Regions from separate parts of the Mus musculus genome. Here region 2 is linked to region 1. The links are chromatin loops, found by intact Hi-C in ENCODE. Cell type or tissue: heart. All regions are shown on one strand. Links, peaks and the distances in the headings refer to the core of each region. The heading gives the core; the rest is flanking DNA.

Evidence for each region. A loop is a pair of places that touch in the nucleus more often than their neighbours do. Peaks named below come from ENCODE experiments on the same cell type or tissue, not always from the same donor. Only the 100,000 strongest peaks of a DNase experiment are listed, where the experiment ranks them.
Region 2: it touches region 1 in a loop (2.7-fold over the local background); 2 of 42 quality-filtered maps call a loop at or near these places.

Annotation. Positions count from the first base shown.
Region 1 is chr2:156,834,365-156,846,573 of GRCm38, forward strand. It overlaps Tgif2 (TGFB-induced factor homeobox 2), which reads left to right and starts at 5,643. Exons shown (of 3, transcript NM_173396.3): 1 at 5,643-5,874; 2 at 9,792-10,017. The coding sequence starts at 9,826. LOC115486128 reads right to left here and starts at 6,884. Exons shown (of 5, transcript XM_030252280.1): 1 at 6,818-6,884; 2 at 5,352-6,635; 3 at 4,054-4,172; 4 at 3,459-3,549. The coding sequence starts at 6,884. The coding sequence ends at 4,171. Gm14230 (a long non-coding RNA gene) reads right to left here and starts at 3,725. Exons shown (of 2, transcript XR_003953756.1): 1 at 3,682-3,725. In heart, for the core only: CTCF peaks have their summits at 6,803 and 7,638; DNase peaks (open chromatin) are centred at 5,597, 6,287, 7,127, 7,597 and 2 weaker places; H3K4me3 peaks cover 4,851 bases; H3K27ac peaks cover 4,236 bases.
Region 2 is chr2:156,713,890-156,726,098 of GRCm38, forward strand. The region is part of intron 7 of Dlgap4 (DLG associated protein 4); the gene reads left to right. 4930405A21Rik (RIKEN cDNA 4930405A21 gene) reads right to left here and starts at 7,020. Exons shown (of 4, transcript NR_040505.1): 1 at 6,817-7,020; 2 at 2,996-3,124; 3 at 2,206-2,356; 4 at 650-1,160. In heart, for the core only: CTCF peaks have their summits at 7,058 (motif pointing left), 8,490 and 9,562 (motif pointing left); DNase peaks (open chromatin) are centred at 3,612, 5,172, 7,012, 8,512 and 4 weaker places; H3K4me3 peaks cover 5,447 bases; H3K27ac peaks cover 5,531 bases.

The sequences.
Region 1 (12,209 bases), core at 4,210-12,209:
AGTTCTGCTCTTTGGGCTGATGTTCCTTCAGGCAGGCTGCTGGCCCATATAACAGACTTCCCGTCCACTACAGCTGCCTTGGCTCTGCTCTTACCTTCTACCATGAAGCTGCTTCCATCGGTGAACCAGGCCACCGCTCCGCGCCATGATCGGTCAGTTAAATCTGGCCGAGTCCCAGTTTCCTCTGCCAGTATCTCCTCACAGAGATGTACGGGGGTTTCATTAGCTTCAAGCAGTAAAGTGGTGGGGGTAAGAATGGTGGGTGGAGCGAAGGTCACCCGCTTGGTCAACAACAAGCTCTGGTGGCTGCCGAATAATGCTCTCAAGGGTGTGCAGGGCCACCACTGTCACATTTTGGCCCATAGTCAATTTATCAGCATCTTTCACCAACACAGCTGTGGCTGCTATTGCCTGTAGACAGGAGGGCCATCTGCTAGCCACGGGGTCCAGTTTCTTTGACAGATAGGCTACTGGGCGCTTCCAAGTCTCGGTGGAGGGCCTCATCAAAGAGGGTAAGAGAGTTTTTGAATCCTAGGGGCAAACGTGTCCAAGTTAGCTGTCCAGCCTGTCCCGAATCTGGGTCTCTCCACCCGAAAGCAAACATCACCTGGCTTATGGGATGTAGTTTCAGGCAAAAGAATGCGTCTTTCAAGTCCAGAACCCTGTACCGTCGTCTGTTGGGGGAGGGGGGGAGAGAACTGAGCAGGTTGTAAGGGTTAGGGACAGTAGGATGAATGTCTTGTACTCTTTTGTTAACTTCTCTTAGGTCTTGCATTGATCAATAATCATTAGTGCCTGGCTTTTTAACTGGCAGCAACGGAGTGTTCCAGGGAGACTGGCAGGGGACCAGAACACCCAGTCCCAAGAGTCTTTGAATGTGAGGCCTGATGCCCTCTCGGGCCTTCTTCTTGCTCATGGGATATTGTCATATCCCGATAGGAGTCGCACCAGTTTCTAGCGTCACGATGATGGGAGGCACCCTTTTTGCCTCTCCCATGTCCCCAGTCTCTACCCAAGCTTGGGGATATCTCTCTAACTAGGTCCCTTCCAGTATTTTTCTCGATGGGTCTGGAGGCTCGTGTAATCTATATTCTTCTTCTAATTTTAGAGCTAAAATGATAGAGGTGGGGGTTTGCCAAGTGACTGTGGTTCCTTCCGAGGAGAAGTTCATTTGGGCTTTTAATTTTGATAGTAAGTCTCTTCCCAGTAATGGCGTGGGGCATTGAGGGATGACGAGGGAGGAATGGGTTACCTGGCTTCTTCCTAGATCAACCCTCCTATCAGTGGTCCAAGAATATGGCTTCTGACCAGTGGCCCCAATCACTATGGTTCTCTTGTTTCTTAATTTTCCCAGTGGCTCTTTCAGGACTGAAAATTCTGCCCCAGTATCAACAAGGAAATCCGTAGGGGTCCCTTCCACAGTTAGGGTTACCCTAGGCTCGGGGAGGGGGTCCAAGCCCCGTCTCCCCTAATCATCATTCTCTATGGTGAGAATCTTGGGCGGTCTGGTGTCTCTTTCTTGGGGCAGTCTCTTGCCCAGTGTCCCTTTTCTTTACAGTATGCACATTGATCCTTATCTAGAGGTGGTCGTGAAGGTCCTTCAGGATTCCGAGGTCTTCTCGACCCTATGTTGCCCAGGTTCCCTGTCTATTTCCTCCTCCTTCTCTATAAACTTCCTTATCGCCTACAAATGCAGCCAAAATCCTAGTTAAATATCTTTCCTGCCTTCTATCTCCTCTATCTTCTCTTGCCTCAGCCTCCTTCTTCTCTCTTTCTCTTTTTTCTTCCTCAGTCTCTCTCTTATGGTACACTTTCCTTAACCAGGTCTTGCAAAGACAACGTTTGCAGACCTTCTAGGTGTTGTAGCCTTCTCATAATGTCAGAAGCAGAATGCCCCATAAAGGCCATGGCAACTGCCGCCTGTTGGCCCTCTGATGTAGGATGAAAGGGGGTGTAGCGCCTATATGATGGGAGAAGACTGCTAGCACGCAGGAGTGCCTGGATTCTATCCCAGCACCAGGGGGAGGAGGGGTAGGGTACTAGGTAAGCAACTAAACTCAACTACAGGAAAGCTAAAACCACATGTGCTTGACCAACAGGGTATCACAGCTTTTAAGAAGCAGTTAAATGGGAATCCACATGGGATGGAGACAAGAACCTCACATGGGCCACAATCTCCATCCTGAAGGCTGGCCTGCTGTGGCTCCTCCTCCATCCATTCCACCTGATCTCTAAGCTCTTCCTTAGTCTCTAGAAGAGAGGTCCGGGCAGGATCCCAGATCTCTTCACGTGAGGTAACTGCCTGTCACAGTCAGTCCCTCTGCCACTCCCATAACTAGGGCAGTGGCCAGTGATTCTTTTCTTTTCCAATCAAAGCAGATTCCTGTGACATCTACTGCACCTCTGTGATCAGCGGGTACCCTAGGAACTGGCAGCTTGGAGACAGAGCCTGCCTACCATGAGCTTCTCTGACCTGCAGTTCTTTGCCTTAGAGCAGAGTATAGAGGAAGATGAACCAGGAGCCACTCTCCTGCCTCACTCTAGACCCTCCCCTGAGGTCAGGACCCGGAGCTCATTATCAGGAAGGCTCTCTCCTTCCAGGGATGGATGCAGTCTCTCTACTTATTTGTGTTTGGTTGTATTGAGACAGGGTCTCCTGCTCTACAGCAGCGGTTCTCAGTCCCTAGGGTCGTGACCTCTTTGGGGGCAGTGTCACATGGTGTGGATCAGATATTTACATTATGAGTCATAACAGTAGCAAATTTCGTTATGAAGTAGCAACAAAAATAATATTATGGTTGGGGGTCACCACAACATGAGGAACTGTATTAAAGGGTCACAGCATTAGGAAAGTTGAGAACCACGGCTCTAGAGCTAAGGCTGACCTTGAACTCACAATTCTCCTGCCTTACCTCTGGAGTGCTGGGTTTACTGACAAGCTTTGACACACAGGCCTGAGGGAGCTTTTGAGAAAACCTCCAAGTCACTGGGTTCCTTTTTTCCGTTTTATGGAAGATCTGAGCATTGAAGCTTTCTCTTTTGAGACAAGGTCTCACAGTGTACCTATAGCTCGCAGTGTACCTATAGCTCGCAGTGTACCTATAGCTCGCAGTGTACCTATAGCTGGCCTGGAACTCACTGTGTAAACCAGGACGGCCTTGAGCTCACAAAGATCGACTTGCCTCCATCTCCAAGTGCTGAGATTAAAAGCTTGAGCCACCTCGCTCAGCAGTTTCTTACTGTATGGGGGAACGGGGGAAAGGTTTCTTGCCACAACAGTAGTGTGTATCCATAGTGCTGGATTTCAAGTTCACGTTTGCTAGAGAAGATTGACTCTACCAAAACTAGATGAGAGCCAGGTGTGGCAGGAAAAACAGCCTCAGGAAGCTGAAGTACAAGAAGGATTCCAGACCCCCCACATCTCAATAAATAAATAAATATAAATAATAATAACTTACCATCAGGCATGGGGATTCACGTGTGCAGTGTGCAGTGCTATTTGGGAACCTGAAGCAAGAATATCCTTGAGCACCGGAGTCTGAGGCCAGCCTGAGAAACAGAGAGACTTGTTACAAACCAAACCAAACCCCAGTTGGAAAAAGCTTGTCAGGATTATCAATACGTCTGGCCAAAGTCCCTTCTAGGCCGAATATTATAGCTGAAAATAAACTCATGTCAGACCTCTCTGACTTGGAACACAGATTTACGGGATCGTATGGTTCCATGATTATCAGTTACCATCCAGATCCCAGGAAGGGCACCTAGACGTTTGGCTTTTCCAGAACAGCGGTATGAAGAATACTCTCATGCAAGCTTTAACTTCATGCACAGCTGCTCCAGGATCATGAACCCAGGAGTGGGAATGCCTGGGGTGAAGATGCACAGAGCTTAAACTACATTTACAGAGCAGTCAGACCTGGCAACTGTCGAGTTCATGGTATATTTAGGCTAGGGAAGTTGTTTATGTGAAATCCTGACACAGAGCCAGCCTGACACAGAGCCCCCCTCACCCCAACCCTGGATCCTGCCAAGCGGGTCAGGGAGACTCCAGACCTGTCACCCAGCATTCAGTCCGCTCTGCTGCTGGCCATGGGGAGGAACGCGTCACTCATGTGAGCAGGCCTGGGGTCACTGGTGGAATCCGTGGGCTTGTGACTGCCCACCAGAGGCTCCTGTCACAAAGAAAAGACACCTGCTGCACACGCCTGGATCGTATGAGATCCAGGGCACATCTCCAGATTCACTGGGCTATCCCTCTATTTTCCCTCCATGTCACACCTATATGACAGTCCCTGCTTTTTGCCAAGACCTAATTGGTTTTTACTTTTCTTACCTAAGATTTCCCATCTCCTTCATTCTTTCAAAGGTCTGTGGCTGGAATATGACTTGGCTAAGAAATTGCTTGTGACCAACTCTCTGAGACTTGGTGTCACCATCAGTAAAAAAGAGGGTTCTGGGCAATGTTTTTGATTTTGGATGGCCATCTTGGTTTCAAGGATTTCCAGGCAAGTCCGGCTTCTATGAAACCCACCTTAAGATGCTTTTAATCGGCATCCTGACTGGCTTAGGGCCTTCTGGTAGGAAAACTTAACTTTGGTTGCCAAAGTTTTTGTGACTACAGTACAACGAAAAACAAAAGCTTGAGTCTGCTGCAGCAATGACAGCTGTTGTCTCTGTCACTTAGCTGCAGCAGGTGCGCCACTCTTAAGTCTGACCCAAGACCCAAACTCAACAGTAAAATGATTAGAAGATAACAGCATTAAAAAAAATAACAATCAGGGAAGACTGTTCGGATGCTGTTGGTTCTGGCACGTGGGTCTCAGGTTTCTGGGCCTATATGATCACAAACCCAGAAAAGGCCTGTTAGCTGGAGTTAGGCTATGCCACACTTATGCAGATAGCAAGAGACAGACAAACAGTCAGGGAACTTGGACGCAAGGAAAACTTGAGGTAAAATGACCCTAGCCTGGACCGCTGGAAGCGCCTAGCCTCACCCTCTCCAACTGGGGTTAGCCACCAAGGGAAAGGCTCGGCTCTATCATCAGACCCACCTGGCCAAAGGACACTGGCACACGTGGTAAGGCAGGGACCAGCGAGTAAATGCGGCCACCTCCAAATTGCGACACGGTGCCTGCCTCACTCACGCTCCTGGGGTGCAGCCTGTACTCACCCCTGGCCGACCATCTGCGCTAGGCTTGGGGTTTTATCCCAAGTGGTCTTCGCCGCGCCGTTTGCCTTATGAGCGGACAAAACAACTGGTCCTTTAGCACCTGGGAGTTACTCTGAGCCGACTGAGCCTCAGTTTCCCCATCCCCACAAGGGCAAGCTCCCAGAGGAGGAGGCGAACTTACAAAGGTACGGGGACTGGCACCCTTTGTGCCTGGTAGTGCCCCCACCCCCATGGAGGAGCACACAGTAGGCGCTCCGGAAACACTCTCTGAAAGGAGGAGCGGGCCACTTCCTGCCCTGGAGCTGACTCCGGGAGCCCTGGTCCCACCGCTCCGCCCCGGGCCCCGGCCATGCGGCATTCCTAAGGTGGGTGGGCGCAGGAAGGAGGTGCCGCGGGCCCGCCCCCTCCGACGCGTGGGCGGGGCGAAGCCCCCTGGCTCTGCGGGCCCGCCCCCGAGGGTGGGCGTAGCTGGCCACGCTCTGCACAAAGTTTGTTTCTGCCTCGGGGCGGTGGGGGAGGGTGCGGCAGGCGGGATGGGAGGAGAGGGGATCTGACGTCAGGTCGCGAGGTGCTTTCCAGCCGCGAGCTGTCAGGCGGGTGTCAGACCCGGCAGGTACGCGGCGCGTTCCCCCGGTGCCCCCCGCCCCGGCCGGGTGGTCCCACACCCCACCGAGGCCGCGTGGGCCGGAAAGCCGCCAGGGAAGGTGAGTGCGGGGCGCCGAGGGGCTGGAGACGCGGGAGGAGGCGCGCGGACAACTTGGAAAGTTTCTTGGGGCGACGGGGCGGGGGAGGGGGCGTCGTCCCGGCGCGTGCGACAGTGGGTGTGTGAGCCCCGGGGGTGTGTGTGAGTCGGGACCGCGGAACGCTGGCGCGGAATGCCGGGGTTGGCGGGGGGGGCGCTGTTCGGGGTCCTTGAGGGAGGGCTCGGCTCCCAAAGCTCCCAAAGCTCCTCTGGGAGAGGGCAGCCGGTGCCCTGCAGCGGGGTGAGCGCGCGGGGAGCGGGTTTGTTTGGTTTCAAAAGTGCACGTTGCTAACCGCCGGCAGCCCCCCCCCCTCCCGCACGGCGACAGAGCGGGACCGGGGGCCGCCGAGTGACAGCTGGAGGTGGGGGCCGCGGGCGGGGCTCCGACGGAGAGGGCTTGGGAGCCCGCGCGAGTTCCCCTTTCCTTTGGAACAAAGGAAAGTCTGTCTCCGAGGCATCTGTCACTCCCAGGCGGGCCAAGGCTGTGGGGCGCGTGGGGCTGGCGACGCGGAGAAAGTTTGTGCGCGCCGGGACCCCGGGACCAGGCGAAGGGCAGCCGAGCGTCTTGCGGGGGCTGTGCGCGTCCCCGATGTAGGGGGGGCGGCCAACATGGAGTCCAGGCGCAGAGTTGGGGGGGGGGGGCGGCGCGGAGGTTGGAGCCCAGCCCCCTCTTTTCCCCTCCCCCTCCGGGCCGAGTTCGGAGCACAAAGCCGAGCGCGCACGCTCCGGCGGCCCCGCGCCCCAAGAGTCACCCTGCGCGGAGTACCAGGGAACGGGCTGGGAACTAAACTTTTTCCTGTCCCAAAATGGACACGTGAGTTTTTTTTTTTTCCTTGCAAAGTCGTCCCCCCCCCCCAACCCCCAAGCGCCGGGTGGCGGACCGACAGGGGAGCTGTTGCTCGCACCGTGACTCTGGTGGGGGACAGTTGAGTGAGGGTGCCTTGAGCGCCGGCGGATTCGTCGGCGCCCCATGAGCCATGTGCTCCGTTGCGTCTGGGCCGCGGGGGAGGCTGCGCGCTTTGTGTGAACTGCTGGGAACTCCAGCCTCAGTGTGCGGCCCGGGGGATTGTATCTGGAGCTGGGCGAGTTGTCAGAAAGTTCCTGTGGGAGTGGCTGCAGATGGTGTTGTGGGAGTGTGTAGGAGATTGATGGGGTGCAGTGTCCAAGGGGTGCCTCCAATAACCCAGTTGTATAAAAAACTGATGGATGGCCGGTGTGGTGACGTGCGTGCTCCTGGGTCGGAGAGATCGTGGGTGGGCAGGTCACTTGGAGTTCGTGGGTGGGCGGGTGCAGGAGTTGGGCTAGTTTCGATAGTCTAGTCGTTGGTCCTAGGTATAGTGTGTAAATTTAGCTATGTGTGTTTGTAAAACTCTGGGAACTTGCGGGATGTGAGCAGTGGGTCGGGTCGGTTATTTAAACAGCGCTCAACTTGCAGGAGGGAAATTGAGGTATCGCTGGTGTGCGTGTGTGTCTAACCTGCAGACAACCCTAGGGTGCAGGACCCAGAGGTGGGGAAAGTTCATGCGGAGGGGTGCTCTTCTGGAAGGGAAACTATGAAGACTGGGTTCTGGCAGGCAGCCAGAGTGGAATAAGTGAAGATAACCTTGAGTAAACTTGTCACCCGCCGCCAGCGCTGCCTCCCTGAGCTGGTCTCGCAGCTGTCCTGGTGGCCGACTACATGTCTGCCCTCAGAATGCATCCTCCTTGAGCTCCTCTGAGTAAACACTGCCTCCGAGCAGTGCCCGGTTCACCTCCAGGTGGCCTGGCTGAAGGTAGACCCTTCCCTCGAAAGTCTGGCTTAGCCAGCCCAGAGATCTGGGCTCAGGCCCAAGTCGAGGAAACAAAACCTGGGAGATGGCAGAGTTTTTTGGCTGGGCCTGCTGAGGAGCTGTTAAAAGGCAGAGAAGGGAGGAGCATGCAGATCCTGGACCAGCCTTGGCCTAGAACTTGTGCTATTAAAATGTAAATTTCTTTTGCTTTTGTGAACGGGAACTTTGTCTGCTGGAGGGGCAGCTGATAGGAGTTATCTAGGCAGAAACCTTCCTTCACGGAGCAGGGGAGGAGGAGGGCTTCAGACTCTGAAAGGACACTTTACTGGGATCACACAGCCCAGTGGAAGTTAAAGCAGGGACCAGAGCCACACTTCATTGGTCAGGATTCTGAGATTAAGTCTGGACCAGGTCAGAGGCCGGACCAAGGAAGAAGGTCTAAAAACCAACGGAGGAATGACTCACTACGCACACGGCCTGCGGCAGGGGCGGCAAGACTTGGTGAACAGTTACCAGACCCGCCTCCGGGCCTTGGAGGGAAAATTACCCGATTTCAAATCCTTCTTTATAATCAGTCTTAAAAGATGGGACATTTTTTATTTTATTTTTTATGTGTGTGGATTTTCATCTGCACCTGGGATGTTGAGAGAGAGCATCTACTCCCCTGGAACTGGATTTTGGGTGGTTGTGTTCCTCCATGTGGGTGTGGGGAGTGGAACCCACCGCTTCTGTGAGAGCGCGTTACAGCAAATGCTCGTAATTGCTGGGCTATCTCTTCCAGCCCCAGAAATTCACTTTTAAAATAAGCAGGCCCGGGGACCTGGGGGAGGGGGAGGCTGGAGAAATGGCTCAGTGGGTTAAGAGCACTTGCTGCTCTTCCCGAGAGCCTGGGTTCAGATGCCAGCACAGACAGGCTCACAACAATCCAGCTCCGGTTACGGAGGACCCGCCTCCTTCTGTCCTCCCAGGACTCCGCATATGTGGTGCAGAATGTTTATATATATAAAATAAGTAAAATCCTGGGAGGGACGGGGAGAGAAGGGATTTGGTGGGAGGAGGAAAATAAGAGAAAAGAGCACTTTGGTCAAAGGATATTTTATATATGTATATATAATAAAATTTTAACTAAAACATTCTAAAATCCTTCTCCCCTCCCCCTCCCTAACTAACTGCTGAACAGCTAGCTCTGTAGAGTGAGCAGCCTGTTGAGCGCATCCCTTCGTACATGGGACCGTGTAACAGTGGGCTTTCATGGCCGGCCTCTTCTCCCGGAGCATGTGCTCAAGGTCCATCCATGTCATAGCACACATCAGAAGTGTGCTCTCTCTTTTATAATTTGTTTGGTTTTATGTGTATGAATGTTTTGCCTACGTGCGAGTGTGTCTACACCACGTAGATGTCCATGGAGGTGACAAGAAGGCACTGGATTCCCTGGAACTGGGAGTTATGGTGGCTGTGAGCTACCATGTGAGTGCTGGGAGCCGAGCCAGGTCCCCTGGAAGTGCAGCAGCCAGTGCTCTTAACCACCTAGCCATCTCTCCAGGCCCACGGTATTTCTTTTTATGACCAAATAGCTCGTTTGTTCGGCCATCTGTTGAAGATCTCTCTGGATCGTTTCCACCCTTTGAACGTTGGGCTTCTGCGAGGGGCCAGGTGTGCATTTCTCTTGAGTAGCTAGGTAGTAGTGAGAGTGCAAGTTTCCCCTTTTAGCAGATTGCAAAAGAGTTAAGTGAGGTAATAGATGCTAAGTTTCCAGGACAGCCTGGCAAACAGAATCCAAGCTGAGAATTGGCACTGAGGAGGCAGAAGCAGGAAGATTGCCTGGGCTATGGAGTGAGTGAGATGCTGTCTCAGAACCACAGGATGAAGCCGTAGTTCTTTCTAGTCCTCTTCTGTTTTTAAAAGGCGCCACCTACGTCCCAGTGGTCCCTCTTGGTTCCATGAATCGTGGCATTTAGGATTCATCCAGCTTGCTCAGGCTCTGGTGCTACTGTCCAGGGTTTGAGACTATGACCCCTGCTTGTGAGGGTGAACTCACTAGGAGACTAAGGCAAGGGGGACAGGCACTAAGTGATAATGTTCTCCCCATCCCCTTTGTCACTTGTCCCAGGCTCCCCAGAGGTCCAGCTTAGCCCCTAAGCATCATGTCGGACAGCGATCTAGGCGAGGATGAGGGGCTCCTGTCACTGACCGGCAAGAGGAAGCGCAGAGGGAACCTGCCCAAGGAGTCAGTAAAGATCCTCCGGGACTGGCTCTATCTGCACCGCTACAACGCCTACCCCTCAGAGCAGGAGAAGCTAAGTCTCTCTGGACAGACCAACCTCTCGGTGCTGCAGGTAAGAGGGGATCAGGCATCAAGTCTCCAGCTCTGTCCCCATTCCTTGTGGCCTTGGCCTATCATAACCCCTGCTGGGATAAGATGAGAAGCCCTCTCCTGGCCCCCAGGGAAAGTGAGGTCGCCGAGGCTGCACTGGAGGCTTGGGCCCTTAGGAAGGGATGAGGAGTGGTTCTAGTTGACCTTGAAGGTGAGAAGACACAGGAGCAGAGGTTCTGGGGGGCAGCCCAGAGCACTTGCTTAAAAATGAATTGAGTGAACTGAGGAGATGACCCAGGGGTTGAGAGCGCGTCCTGCTCTTCCTGTGCATCCGAGTTCCGGCCTCTGCACACAGCGGGCAGCTCAGAGCCTTCTGTAACCCCAGCTCCAAGGGCTTCTCGCCTCTACAAGTGCACATATGCCCATGGAATTTTTTTTTTTTTTTTAATTTCTTGATGTAAAAGAGAAGGTCTTTTAGCCGTCGAGCTGGAGGTAGGTAGACAAGCCGGCACACGCCTGTGATCCCAGCCCTGAGAAGGAAGAGGAGGAGGCTAGTTACACATTCCTCTCTGAGCCTGGTGGAACTGTTAGGAGGAACGCATTTTAACTGGATATAAAAGGACCTTTGTGAACCACATTGAGGGGCACACTCGAGACGCTTGTACTAGAAGTTGTGTCTCTTTTCAGTTGTCCTGCCGACCAGCAGATGGGTTTGCTCTTTGCATAATGCTGACACCCCACCCCCACCCCACCCCCCAGCGCTCTGGGTCTGGGTTGGCTCTCAGCTTCCCTAGTTTATGCAGTAGGCCCTTGGTCTAGGCCAGAGACCTGCTCCTGGCTGGCTGGCCTCACTGCTCCTTTCGTGAGCCAGCAGGCCTCCTCTTGCTTCTCTCCTCTGGCCTGTCTACCATCTCTTCAACCCACAAGCTGGCTCCTTCCTCCCGTTACCTCACCTGATCCTGCGACTTCCGCGGCTTCCCACTTCTGTTCCTCCTTCCCGGAAAAGGCACAGCAAGTGGTCAGCCTATAAAAATTCTGTGACCTCACTCTACACCCTAGACGGCCGTAAACCCAAGTCTGTCTTGAGACGGGGTCTAGACTCAAGTTATAGGACCTGATTGTCAGCCCAACTTTTTCACAAGAGGACTCTGGATCTTAGCCAGTCTGCTACTGTTGCCCTGAGCCTCATTTCCTCATCTGACAATGGAAAGAGGCTTGGAGCATTCTCAACAATTTAAACACCATTTGGGGTGCTCTGCAGCATGGAACATTTCACATTTAATTCCTGGGCCCAGCTCCTCCTACTAGGATACTTTCAAGGAACATCTAGCCCTGGGGTGTGGGGTACAGATGGATTAATACTAAGACAAACCAAGAGGGACAAGGGAACGCAGAGCCTGGGGCCTCTTTCAGGACTCCCTGGAAGGTGTCTTTGAACTTACGTGCTCTAGAGGCACATAGGCAGAAACAAAAGGCTGAGAGTTTGAGACCAGAACTGCACAGACAGCCTTTGCTGGTCCCCCTGCCTCCAGCCTTTTATCTTTCAGTCACGGAAGTACAGATCAGATCATGTGACACATCCTCGGATGGGGTTCAGAATTCAGAGCACCCTCTGCAGTACTTCCTGGGGCTAGCCCTTGGTTATGACTATCCAGGGTCAATCCTGGCCTTGGTTTGTTTCACTCTCATCGAGCACTTGTCTCTTGCAAACCCTGCTTGCTGTTTGGGGCTATTGCAGTACATCCCTATGGCTCCTCACACATGTCCTGTCAAGCTACTTGTCATACAGTATTGAAATTTCTTCTTGTCAGGGACACTATTTCTCAAAACTGAGAAATGGACTGACCGTTTTTTTAAAAGTTGGAGAATGGGCTGAGTGGTAAGGCCCTGACTGGCCTAGCGCACCAGGGAGCAGGGTTCTCCAGCACTGCACAAAAGAGCTGTTCTGTGGCCCTGCCTCCCCTCTCCATGCTAACTTTAATCATAAATGTGCATTACAAACATAAAACTGAGTTTAAAACGTTTATTTTTGCTCTTATATATAGCTATCAGACCAGTTTTCCAAAGTAAATAAATTTACTGTAGCGTATTTTGCCCCCTGCTCCAGATGTGTAGTTGGACATGATGCATCTACTTGTACAGGCCAGAGTGAAAAGAGAAAGTCAAAATGTCCTTGCAGAGACCAGTGAGGTTTACAGGACCATAGCACTTCAG
Region 2 (12,209 bases), core at 2,215-10,214, 120 kb before region 1:
TGCAGGTGACCACAGTGACAGGAGAGGGGGGTGGATCCCCTAGAACTGGACTTACAGGCAGTTGTGAGCCAAACCCCACCCTCTGCAAGAATAGCAAATGCTTTTGTTTTTCTTTTGTCTTTCTTCTTTCCTTTCTTCCTTTAAAAAAAAAAAGATATAAATCTCTTATTTTATGTATAAGAGTACATCATAGCTGTCTTCAGACACTAGAAGAGAGTATCAGATCCCATTTCAGATGGTTGTGAGCCATCATGTGGGTGCTGGGAATTCAACTCAAGACCTCTGGAAGAGCAGTCAGAGCTCTTAACCACTGAGCCATCTCTCCACCCACCCCCTCTTCCTTCCTTCCTTCCTTCCTTCCTTCCTTCCTTCCTTCCTTCCTTCCTTCCTTCCTTCCTCCCTCCCTCCCTCCCTCCCTCCCTTCCGTCTGTCCGTCAGATAGGATCTCCCTATGTAGCCCTGGCTAGCCTGCGACCCTATGCAGAGCAGGTTGGCCTTAAACTCACAGAGATAAGCCTGCTTCTGCCTCCCAAGTGCTGAGATTAAAGGCCTAAGCCCCAGTCTGTGTGGTATTTAACAGGCAACGACTTTGTTTTGATCTTTATCTTAGACTATATCTTCATTTGAAAATGATCTACTGGCTCGAGACTAAAACTGACAGATTTATTTTCCAACTCAGCCATTTCTGGGCCCTTCCTATTTCCCCTGAGTGTCCCTGACAGGTTGGCTGTTTCTTTTGCATTTTCTCTTTAAGCTCTTATCCAAAGGAGGCAGGCCTTGCCCAAGTCTATCTGCACACGGGAAGTCACTCTAGGTGGATTTCCTTGGGAGTCCTGACCCACGCAGAATCCAGGCTCCTTTTCCAATCCTCCTCTAAGAGTTTGCTCATCCTTTCTCTCCCTGCTTGGTCCTGGGGCCAACGTGATATCTCTTGGTCGTTACGCAGTCACACTCTACATTGTGTACCATCTCAGTGGGGGACAACAGCAAACACTTAGGTATGAGCTTGCCGATCAGCCGCCTTTGCCCACTGTGTCCTATACCCTGGGCCCAAAAGCTGTTCAGGAGCCAGTGTCCCAGCCAGGCCATGTTTTCCCCATGGAGGTGGCAGAAGGATGGGAGGACAACCTCATTTTGTCTCAAGTCTCTTGGTTTCCCATCTGCAAAAATAACAAACAAAACAAAACAAAAATAATAATAACAGTTGATAAAGCAAGTCACTAGTCCAAAGCTGATGCCACAGAGATTTAGTGAGACATAGCAAGGGGCATGAATACAAAGAACTGAGAGCTGAGGTCACTGATTCGATCTCAACCTCAGTATCTATCGACTGATCATCTACCTATAATCTATTTCTGCTTCAATTTGCATTACATACCTCTCTTTACTATGTGCATGTATGTGCATGTGTGTGTTTATGAACATGCAAACACTGGCCCGTGCATGGAGGTTGCTCCCACTTTTTTTTCCTTTCCCAGAGGGTACCACTATGTAGCCTAAACTCGCCTGGAACTCACAGAGCTCTGCCTACCTCTGCCTCTCGGGTGCTGAGCCATCTCTCCAGCCCTTCCCTCCACCTTCATGTGGGTTCCAGGGATCCAACTCAGGCCACCAGACTTGCAATGGCAAGCTCTTTTATGTGACGAGCCCATACCAGCCCCTTCATTTTTAAAGAAAGAAATTCCCACTTTGCTTCAATAAAGTAATAATTTAGGCAATTACAGAACACGCACACACACACACTGCACATTCTGGATGAACCAGCATTTGCTACTAAATGTAAGGATATAGGGCTTCCATGAGACTGTTTGGGGGCTTTTGCACAAACAAATGCAGTCAGGAACGTATTGAGCAACAGCATCTCATACCTGCCTAGTCGCTCGTGCACAGTCAGACGGAAAGACCTGTCTATAGTGTGAAAACGGCTTTGGAAGGATGGCTCCATTGGTTTAGTATCATGAGGTTGAGGGGGAGGGGTCCAGGTGTGCTAATTAATATACCTTCTTGGTGTTCTATTGCTATGAAGAGACACCATGACTAACTTGACTCTATTTGATGGGGGTGGAGGGTGAGACAGGGTTTCTTTGTGTAGTCCTGGTTGTCCTGAAACTAGCTCTATAAACCATCTTGGCCTCAAAACTCACAGAGGTCCACCTGCCTTTGCCTCTGAGTGCTAGGAATAAAGGCGTGCAGCACTGGCCCCACCTGGCTCAAGGTGACTCTTATAAAGGAAAGCATGGAACTGGAGGCTGGCTTAGTTTCAGAGGCTTAGTCCAAGATCATCATGGTGGGGAGCGTGGCAGCAGGCAGGTAGGCATGGTGTGGCAGAAGTAGTTGAGAGTTTTACATCTTGATCCTAAGGAAGTGGGCGGGGGGGGGGGAGGAGAGACAGAGACAAAGAGAGACAGAGATAGACATAGAGACAGAGACAGGGAGACAGACACTGGGTCTGGCATGCACTTTTGAAACCTCAAAGTCCACCCCAATGACACACTTCCTCCTTATTAAGGCCACGCCTCCTAATTCTTCTAATCCTTCTCAAAAGCCCAATAGCTAGGGACTAAATATACAAATATATAAGCCTCCGGGGACCATTCTCATTTAAACCATCACAGGCTGTAATCCTATCTCTGAGGGGGCAAAAACAGTGGATCCATAACCAGTCGGCCAGCCAAGCCAAATTGGTGAGTTTCTCAAAAGTAAGGTACAGACCGAAAATGATACCCAACTTAGACACACCCATCCACATGTGTATGTGCACACACGGGTAAGTGTGTCACACTCCCAAAGATGTGAAGACAGATGTACACTGATACTCTCCTATATACATGTGCATACCTAACTCAACACGCCCCTGCACACCAAGCACATGCCTGTGTGTCTCCATCAAAGCTCACACCCAGACACCTGTGAAGAAAGCATGCCTTAGAAACAGCGCAGGTCCCCACAGTGACCCCACATATCTGCTCCTCTCAGGCTCAGCAGGCACACTCACCTGCCACCTAGGAGAGCCGGAGCCACCAGATCGCCAGGCTTCTGGCCAGAGCTGCAGCTGGTCCATGTAGTACTTTTGTGCCGAGTTAAGAAAAGGACACTGCCCCTTATGACACTCTGCCACCATCTGCTGAAAAGTCACCAGGATACAGTTTCTATTAGAATAAGGTCCTTTGCTTTCTATCTGCCGGGGGTGGGGTGGGGGGGTGGGGGGGGTGGCGGGGGAGTCATAGCAATTACATAATTTCATCATGTCTATATTGTGAATAGCACTCCACATACGAGCGCATCCTTAATCTGTGTAAAACTTGTACAACCATACATGGAAGTTCTGCTTATAATCACCCACCTCTACGCAGGCACACACCAACACAGCCAGTCTCCCTACTCAGAACCCGAGTTGCAGAGAGGCATGGAGCTCTTTGTTTCTCCAAGGAGCGCATGTGCTCACAGACCAGATGCAGGCAGGTGTGAAGATGGGGGTGCAGGGGAGCTCCTAAGGCAGTGGGCACCTAGCAGAACCAACTGCTCTGACACGGCGGGGGCGGGGCATGTAGCTGCCCACCCACTACTCGAAGCTTCCCAGCTCCGTTGTGAGCACTGCCTTCCTCCCTCCTCCTTTCTGACCCAGTTTCCACATTCCAGAAATAGCTCTGGCAGGTGACTGGCAGGCGGGTCAGCGGTGGCTCAGCTGCCACTTGTACACGCCCCTCCCCAGCCAGAGGACACCTGGGAGGGGGCACGAGGGCCGGGATATGACCCTTTGGTCTGCCTCTCATCCTGCCTCTCCTTTCTTTATGCTCCTGAGAGGAAGCAAAAACAGTGACAAGGCTCCCTGCCGTCTCTTCCCTCAGCTCCCCCACTCCAATCATCGCCTTCTGTTTCTCCCAAAGCCCTCTGTCTCTCTTCCTTTCCCCAGTTTTGGGCTTTCCCCTCCTCCCTTCTGTGTCTCTCCCACTCCCTCTGAATCACACCACACAGATTCAGAAGCTGAGATATCACACAGGGACCTCAGCAAGTGGCGTGGGGGTGGGGGGAACTACTGTGTGGCACCCTGGTCCTACCAATTACATTCTCTATATCTTCAATTGTGATATGGTCACACAAGAGCTTGTGTGTGCGCGTGTACACACACACACACACACACACACAGATACATACACTTAGGGTCATTCTCCACCCATATTGGAAGCTCCAGGCTGAGTTGGACAAGTTCCAGTCCAGAAAACATTCCAGCTCCTGCTCAGAGGCCCAGGGTACTTTCTTCAGTGCTGTTGTGGCACTGAAGAGGTACGTGTCCCTCCCTGGGCCTCATATTGGTTATCTAGATCTTGGTTGTGACCAATGGTCTTTATCTGTGACCATCCAAGTCACAGGCTGCTTTCCCCCTCTTTTTGTCCTTTTTCTCATCCCTTAGAACTCATCTGGTTTCTTTCATTCCTTTCCCTGCACGCACACACACAGGAAGGGAGTCTGACAAAATCCCTTGTTCTGGTCTCCCAAACCTGGTCCACCCTAATCTCTGGTTATCACACTGCAGATTCCTGTCAGCTCAGCCCATCCAATCCCCAGAGTGTCGGGGCAAACATCCTGTAATTTGAGTGTCATTTCTTACCCCTGAAGCTAAGGTTTGAGATTTAATCTAAGTTAAAGTAGAGTAAGTGCATCACTGCCAATTAGTGATGTCTGCTATGGCCAGAATTACACATACCTGCCATTCCTGACTTAACCTAGTCACACACACACACACACACACACACACACACACACACACACACAATCACAGCAGCGGGTGGGATGGTTCACAAAGCCACTACAGCCTAGAGGAAGTGTCACAGTCAAGGTTATTCAGAAAATAGGTCAAGGAGATGTTTCTCAGAGCCTTGGGTTCTTCATTGTCCTGTGGGGTTAGGAAGGAAGCCACACAAGGACTTGACAAAGAACAGAGAATCATCTGGCAGTGGGAACAAGATGATTAGAGGCTGTCATACTGGTCAGGCAGGGGACACTGGTCCTCTCCGGGCCATAGGGTCAGAGGGAGTAGGATTCAGGAGGCCTTTCTTGGACAACTGCCAGCATTTCCTACTGCTGAAACAGGCACCTCTGCTCAGAGCACTGGGCACAAGGCAGGCTTCCTCCTTACATTCCGCCATGTCCCCGTCCCAGATTGTCCTAGTGAGGGTTTCTGTTGCTGTGACGACAACACCATGACCAAAAAGCAAGTGTGGGAGGAAAGGGTTTATTTGGCTTCCAGATCACAGACCATCATTGGAGGAAGTCAGGACAGGAACTCGAGCAGGGCTGGAACCCGGAGGCAGGAGCTGGTGCAGAGGCCATGGACCTTGCTGCTTACTGGCTGGCTTCCCCTGGTTTGCTCAGCCTGCTTTCTTATAGAACCCAGGACCACCATGAACTGGGCCCTCCCCGACTGATCACTAATTGGGGAAATGCCTTATAGCTGGATCTCATGGAGGCATTTCCTCACCTGAGGCTCCTTCCTCTCTGATGACTCTAGCTTGTGTCAAGTTGACACACAAAAGCAGGAATGCACAGCTTTTCACTGTTCAAATTTTCTTTTCTTTCTTTCCTTCTTTCTTTCTTTCTTTTTTTTTTTTTTTTTTTGGTTTTTCGAGACAGGGTTTCTCTGTATAGTCCTGGCTGTCCTGGCACTCACTCTGTAGACCAGGCTGGCCTCGAACTCAGAAATCCGCCTACCTCTGCCTCCCAAGTGCTGGGATTAAAGGCGTGCACCACCACGCCCGGCTTCAAGTTTTCAAGGGATTTACCAAAATGGTGACCCAAAGGGGAAACCAGCTGCCAGTCTATCTGGAAAGGACCCTTTACCCTCTCCTAGAAGCCCAGGCTCATGCAGGAGGGTCTGAGGCCTATGTGCCAGTGTTACACCTCAGGCCTGGGTCAGCCAACTGCTCCTCTATGCTAGCCTGACTTGGGCAAGGACTCAGTCAGTCACAAAATCGTCCCCATACACACCTTACAGGACCTGAGGCGGGGGGCTGGGAGGGGGGTGACCAACAGAGAAGGGTGCTGACATTCCTCTAGGACCAAGGTCTCAGACTTGGTGAAGTCCAAATTGAAGCTGCCAGTGAGTTAGTTCTTCTGTTCAAGAGAGTGAGCTGGATCAAAGGGTCAAAGACTTGCTGGTGAAAATTCTGTCTCTGCCTGGTTTCTCTCCAGGGGATACTCAGCACTGGGGAATCCCAAAGAGAAAGGGGGACTTGCCCAAGGTTATGCAAGAAGTGTTACTGAATCGAAAGGACACAGCAACACATGAGGTGTCATAGCCATTCAAGAATTTACTTTGTATTTTCACCTAAAGCAAATGAAACTGAATAGCATGGTGTAGCCAACTCCTGCTTTTAGAGTGCTTAGCACAGTGCTGGCATCAAGTAAGTTTGTTGCTTTTGCCATTATTGTGTCTTAATGCAAAAGGTAGACTGGAAACAGTGTTACCTTCTTCATTTCCCACAGTCCTCTGTCAGATCCCAGTACAGAAAGCAGGCAACCAGCGGGCTTGCCAGGCAGCAAAGATCTGTGCTTGGCAGAACCTTCTGTAAATGGACTGTCAGTCTGTGGGCGGGGAGGGGGCTCACTCGGTTGTCACATTTTACAGAGGCACAGAAAGGTTAAGCATCTAACCTAAGGTCACACAAGTGGGATACTGAACCCGTCCTTAGGACCCTTGGGAGCACAGCAAGGGATGAGGCAAAGAGGCAACTAGAAACTGCGCGGCTGAGTAGCTAGGACCCGCGTGCGGGACAGAAAGCCCACGGTGGGCTCTCTCCTCAGCCTCAGTTTCCCTACCTACAGCGAGGCGTCGCCACCAGGGTGAGCCCGCAGGGACGGACGGCCACTCCAACTCCCGTACAGACCACGCATTGCGTTCCAGCTGGAACCGGTTTGGCGGGGCGGTTCGAGAGGGCGGAGCCCCTCACTCGGGCATGCGCGAGTTGGCGCGGGCGCGCACTCCCTTTCAAGACCGGCCGGCCAGGGCGTGGGCCGCGCGGTACGCGTGCGCGCTTGCGCTGTGTCCCGCTTGCGCGCGCCCCCTGGCGGCCCCGGAATCCCGGGCGACGCGCGCGCGGCTGACGCGAGGGGCGGGGCCGGCGCGGGGCTTTAACCCGGAGGCCCCGCCTCTCGGGCGTACAAAACCGGAGCCTCGGGCCGGGCCGCGTGAGGGAGGAGGGTGAGTGCCCGCCGCTGGCCGCAGCTGCCGCCAGTCCATCCGTCACTCCGTCCGTCTGTCCGACCCACGTCGTCGCCGCCGCCGCCGCCGCCTCCTCAGCCCGGACGCCCGGGGCCCGCCCAGCGCCACCCGGAGCAGCCGCGGCCCCGCGAGGAGACGGGCGCCGCCTCCGCCCGGCCCTGCCCTGCCCCGTCTTCCCGTCTGTCCGTCTGTCCGTCCGCCCGCTCGCCCGCGCTTCCGTCCTTCTGTCGGGCCACTGGCCCTCGGGCCCGTGTCTCCGCTGAGCCCGCTTTGTCTCTCCCTAGCTCGCTGTCTCTTTGTCTCTGCTCTCGCGCTCTCGGCCCCTCCCTCGCTCCAGGATCTCGGGTCCCCTCTCCCAGCGCTCCTCTCCTCTCTTACAGCCACGGGTTCTGGCACCCCCATTCTTCTGGACTCCCTAGATCTTTTGGGGCCTCTCCTTCAGAACACACTCCACTCCCCCAGGCCTTTCCTGAGCTTACCACACATCTTGAGGGTCCTTCTTGATGCATGTGCCCCTGATTTCCTGGGGGTTATCTCCACCTAGTCCGCATTTCCCGGAGGGTTTCCCACTTCTCCGGAGCCTCCCATAGCTATCAGAACCTTTTACATCCCTTAGTGGTCTCCTTGAACCCCCAGTGTCTCCCCAGCTCCCTAACTTAAGAACCTCTGCCTTTCCTGGATTTGTCCGCTGTCGCTGTCACTGTCTCTCCTTGTTCTCCGAGCGTCCCACTTCTCTGGACCCGGTCCCCCCCACCCCCCTTGCTCTCCCTGCTTCTTTCACGCGTCTGTGTCGGTGGTCTCATTGCTGTCTCTAACGCCTGCCTCAGCCTTCTCTGCCCGGGGCTCTTGCTCCTTTGCTTCTCTGCCCGATCCCCTGTCGCCCCTTTTCTCTGCTCCTTGTCACTCCCTCTCCCTTTTCTGTCTCTGCCGGGTCTCTGGGTCTCTGACCCCCATCCGGCCCTCATGGCTTTGTGTCTGGAGCTCTTGAAGCAATGTGAGTGGTGGGGTGTCCGGGTCGGGCCGGGCGGAGTCATCCCGCAGGCTGGCCGCGGCAGAGGCTCCATGGGGTTGGCGCTGGGGCAGGGGCTGGCGCTGGGGTAATGAGGCTGTGGGGCCTCTGGACCAGGGGAACAAGGATGGTGGGGCCAGGCTGTCTGGCGAGGGGGTTGGGGGGAAAGGGCCTTCCTGCCCTGAGGCTTCTGCTTGAGTTGCTTAAGTGTGTGGAGTGCGCCCTGGGCTGGGTATCCCTGCTGGTTTGGCCCTGCATGGCCTGGCACTTTGTGATCGCTTGTGGGCAGGCCTGGGCTATTTTGGAGCCGACAGCAGGATGTGATATCACTTGGGCGTTTATTTAGACCCAGCTGGGGGTGGGGGCTGCGTTCTTGCCAACTTGAGTAATGAAATTTTGCAGGGGGTGTGGCTTCTTAGACAGCTGGGCTATATGGTTGTGGTCAGAACTTTTCAAGCTACCCTGAGTGGGCAGGTGAACAGAGGTCTGTAAAACTTGGTCTTACTGAGACCAGGATGAATCGGAGAGGAATCGCCCTTACAATGATACTCTTGATTATTGTATCTGGCTGTCTTAGACTCTGAAATCTTGATTAGACCAGCTCTAAAAAGTTTGACTTTGCCTGTGACCCTTGCACTTAAGTCTCAGGTGTTCCATCTGTAAAAGGGATGGTGAATGGGGGTAGTGGTACCAAGGGGTGTCATGAAGATCAAGTGAGGCATATGCTTTGTAAACTGTCAACCTGCCTTTTGAGAGTCCCAGAGAGAAAGCTTCCCTGAGAGGGTACAGAGCAGGTGCCCAGGACTCGTCCACTCCCATCTGGTTAAGAAGTGTGCCCACCTCTCCAGAATCCCCAGTGCCATCTTGCTTCTCCTCGGTGTGTGAAAATAAGTTGGTATGCCCAGAGAGGTGCTTGTGCTGGGGAACGTTTGAATTTTCTGTGTGCCATTTATTATTTAAGGTTGGACCCTGCTAGTGGTGCCTGAAAACAAAGTCAGCCAGCATGTGGTGAGCCACGGCTGCTTTTCTCTGCGTGGAGCACAAAGGTCCTAGTTGAAAGGTTCTGCTGAGAGCTGGGGTCTGCTATCAAGGGCTCTAGGATGTTCTAGAACTTTGGAACAGGGAGTGAGACTAGATATCATAGTCCCTGCATCTTACAGTTAAGGTGAAAGTCAAGAAAAGCCAGGAGGGGGCTGGAGAAATGGCTCAGCCGTTAAGAGCACTGACTGCTCTTCTGAAGGTCCTGAGTTCAAATCCCAGAAACCACATGGTGGCTCACAACCATCCTTAATGAGATCTGACGCCCTCTTCTGGTGTGTCTGAAGACAGCTACAGTGTACTTAGATTTAATAATGAATAAATCTTTAGGCCAGAGTGAGTGGGACCGACCGGAGTGGGCAACCTTTGTTCCCAGCAACCACATTAAGGCTCACAACCATCAGTACAGCTACAGTGTACTCATATACATTAAATAAATCTTTTTTTATGTATAAAAGAAAAAAAGAAGAGCCTTGTTCCCAGCAACCACGTTAAGGCTCACAACCATCAGTACAGCTACAGTGTACTCATATACATAAAATAAATAAATCTTTTTTTATATATATAAAAGAAAAAAAAAAAAAAGAAGAGCCAGGAGGGCCTGTCTCATGGCCATGTCTTAAGTCACTGCCTTGCTGGTACTACCTGCCCCTGGTGTGTAAAATCAGTCTCTGTGTGTGCCTTGTGATAGGCACAATCCATGGAGACTGCATTGGGAAGGTAAAAGGGCTTGTTACCTGACCCAGAAGTGGAGGAGTCAGGACTCTAGTCCCTATATCTCAGGCAGTGACTGTCCCTTTATTGTCATCTTTCTAACTTAAATTGGAATAAAAAGTCTTATCCTAGGACTGATTCTTTAAAAAAAAAAAATAGTCTTTTTATTTTTTAAGTTGCAAGGCAAAATGCCAAGGTTTTGTCCCCAGTTCTGGTGCTCAACTGCCATGTGACTTCAGACAGCTGGTCTCCTGGTGGAGCTCTGCTTTTCCCTCTGAAGAATGGGGGTGTTGAATATATCTATGTCTTGGGTCTTTGTAGCTGACATTTGAGATTCTCGGGCCACCTGTGCATTCCTGTGCCCTACCATTTAAAAGTATGCCTGATCAGAGTAAGGAGCAGTAATGTGCTGAGTGCTGTCAGCTGTATACTCAGGACAGCTGGGGGCTTTTATGGGAGAGGGCCTGTGTGGGCTGGGAAGGCTTCCAGGAAGAGACAGTATTTGAGCTGAGTCAGCATACCAGACATGATCAGGCTTGTATACAGGTGCAGAATATTGTGGGTTTTAAAGCTATTCATACTTGGTTCTGATCAGTCTTGTCATTCAATGCCTGTGCTTTCCTCATCTGGACTCTGAAAAATCATTTATACCATAGGATTGTGGAGACAATTAAATAAGATTATGTACATATAAATAAAAACCTGTACACAGTAGGCCCTTAATAAATGTGAGCTTTTCCCTCCTCATAATATCTGGTCAGATTTTTCTTTGTGGGAACAAGACAGCGCCAGCCTCTTCCCTCACCCTTGTGGTTGGGGTTCAAGTAATGAGATGTAGGAATGTACCCCAACTGTATGTAAGCAGTAGTAATAGAAGTGGTGTCTCCAGGGCCTTTGGGGGCATCAAGTAATTCACCATCATTTTCCTGACCATTGCACCTCACAACAGTCAGAAGCCATTGAGGTTCTTCCGATTTCAGTTAACTGTAAGATGCAGGGGCCTGCAGAGGGACATGCACCTACTCTGGGTCTGGCAGCATGGCAGTGTCTGGGCATCCTCAGGCCTCTGCTTCCTTTGCCCACAGCATTACTTCAAAGGTTGCGGCTTCTGCCTGGTAGCCTGTCACTCAGTGCCTGTTCTGGCACCTGTTCTGGTTGGGTTTGTTTGACATTTCCCCAGCCTCTGAGCTCATCTCACATTTAAAGGCTTGAGGTGGGGCGGGAACTTGAGTCATCACCTTCCCTGGCTTTTCATCCAGAGTAGCAACCAGACACTCCCTGAGGGCCACTGCCTGATGGAGATGCCACATGCCCAAATGTTTTCCTCCCAGAAGCTCCGGTGGACTTGGGAAACTGTCTCCTGGCTCTTGGCAGAAGGTTGCAGTGGTGTCTCTGAATCGCCACTCCCCAGAGCTCCACACGAGAAGCTCCTGCCTAGTTAAGCCGATACATGTGTCTTGCTGTCCCCTCTGTGGTACAAACCGCTACTCCCTGAGGTTGTCTACACTGGCAAATGCCACTGTCCATGAAGTGCTGGCCCCATCTGTAAGCTCAGCTCTAGGTTCATAAACTTGCCTAAAGTGTGACTAGCTGGTCACTTCACCTTCTGTGCTTCCTCATATTGATTCTTCATATTTACAGATTCAGTTTCCTGAGTTCAGTCCCCAAAGATCCTCTTTTGTCAGGTCTGGGGCAGGAGTGAGACCTGTCAAGGAGTCTGAAGCTGAAAGCCTGTTGGCAGCACTCTGAGAAAAGCCCACACTTAGTGATAGACTACTTATTCCTATTGTCTGATCCTGGACCGTTTTCTGTGCTTTGGTTTTCTTCCTGCCAGAGTAGGATGGAAATGCCTGCCTATGTTGGGCGCTCCCTTGAGAAGTGATATACTACTGTCAGCCTTGTTTTGGGCAAGCCTGGTTATTTGTAGCAGCATGTCACCTTTCCCAGCTGAGCCCTCCTTAGCAGCAGGCACTATCAGGGCAGGCCAGGCTAGGCTAATGGCTGTGGGGTGGAACGCCTGAGCAACAGTGGACTCCAGTCAGCAGCAACTTGATGAGAGAGAGGTGTGCAGTGTGAAGGCCAGTCAGGTTCCCATTGCTGCCCCCAGGTCTCCCAGTGCTGGCTGAGGCTGTCTTCCCTCACTCGACCTGGGCCAAAAGTCACTGCTTTCCTCCCCATCCATCTCTGGAAGCCAAGGCTGCTTTAAAGGCAATAAAACTGAATCTAGAG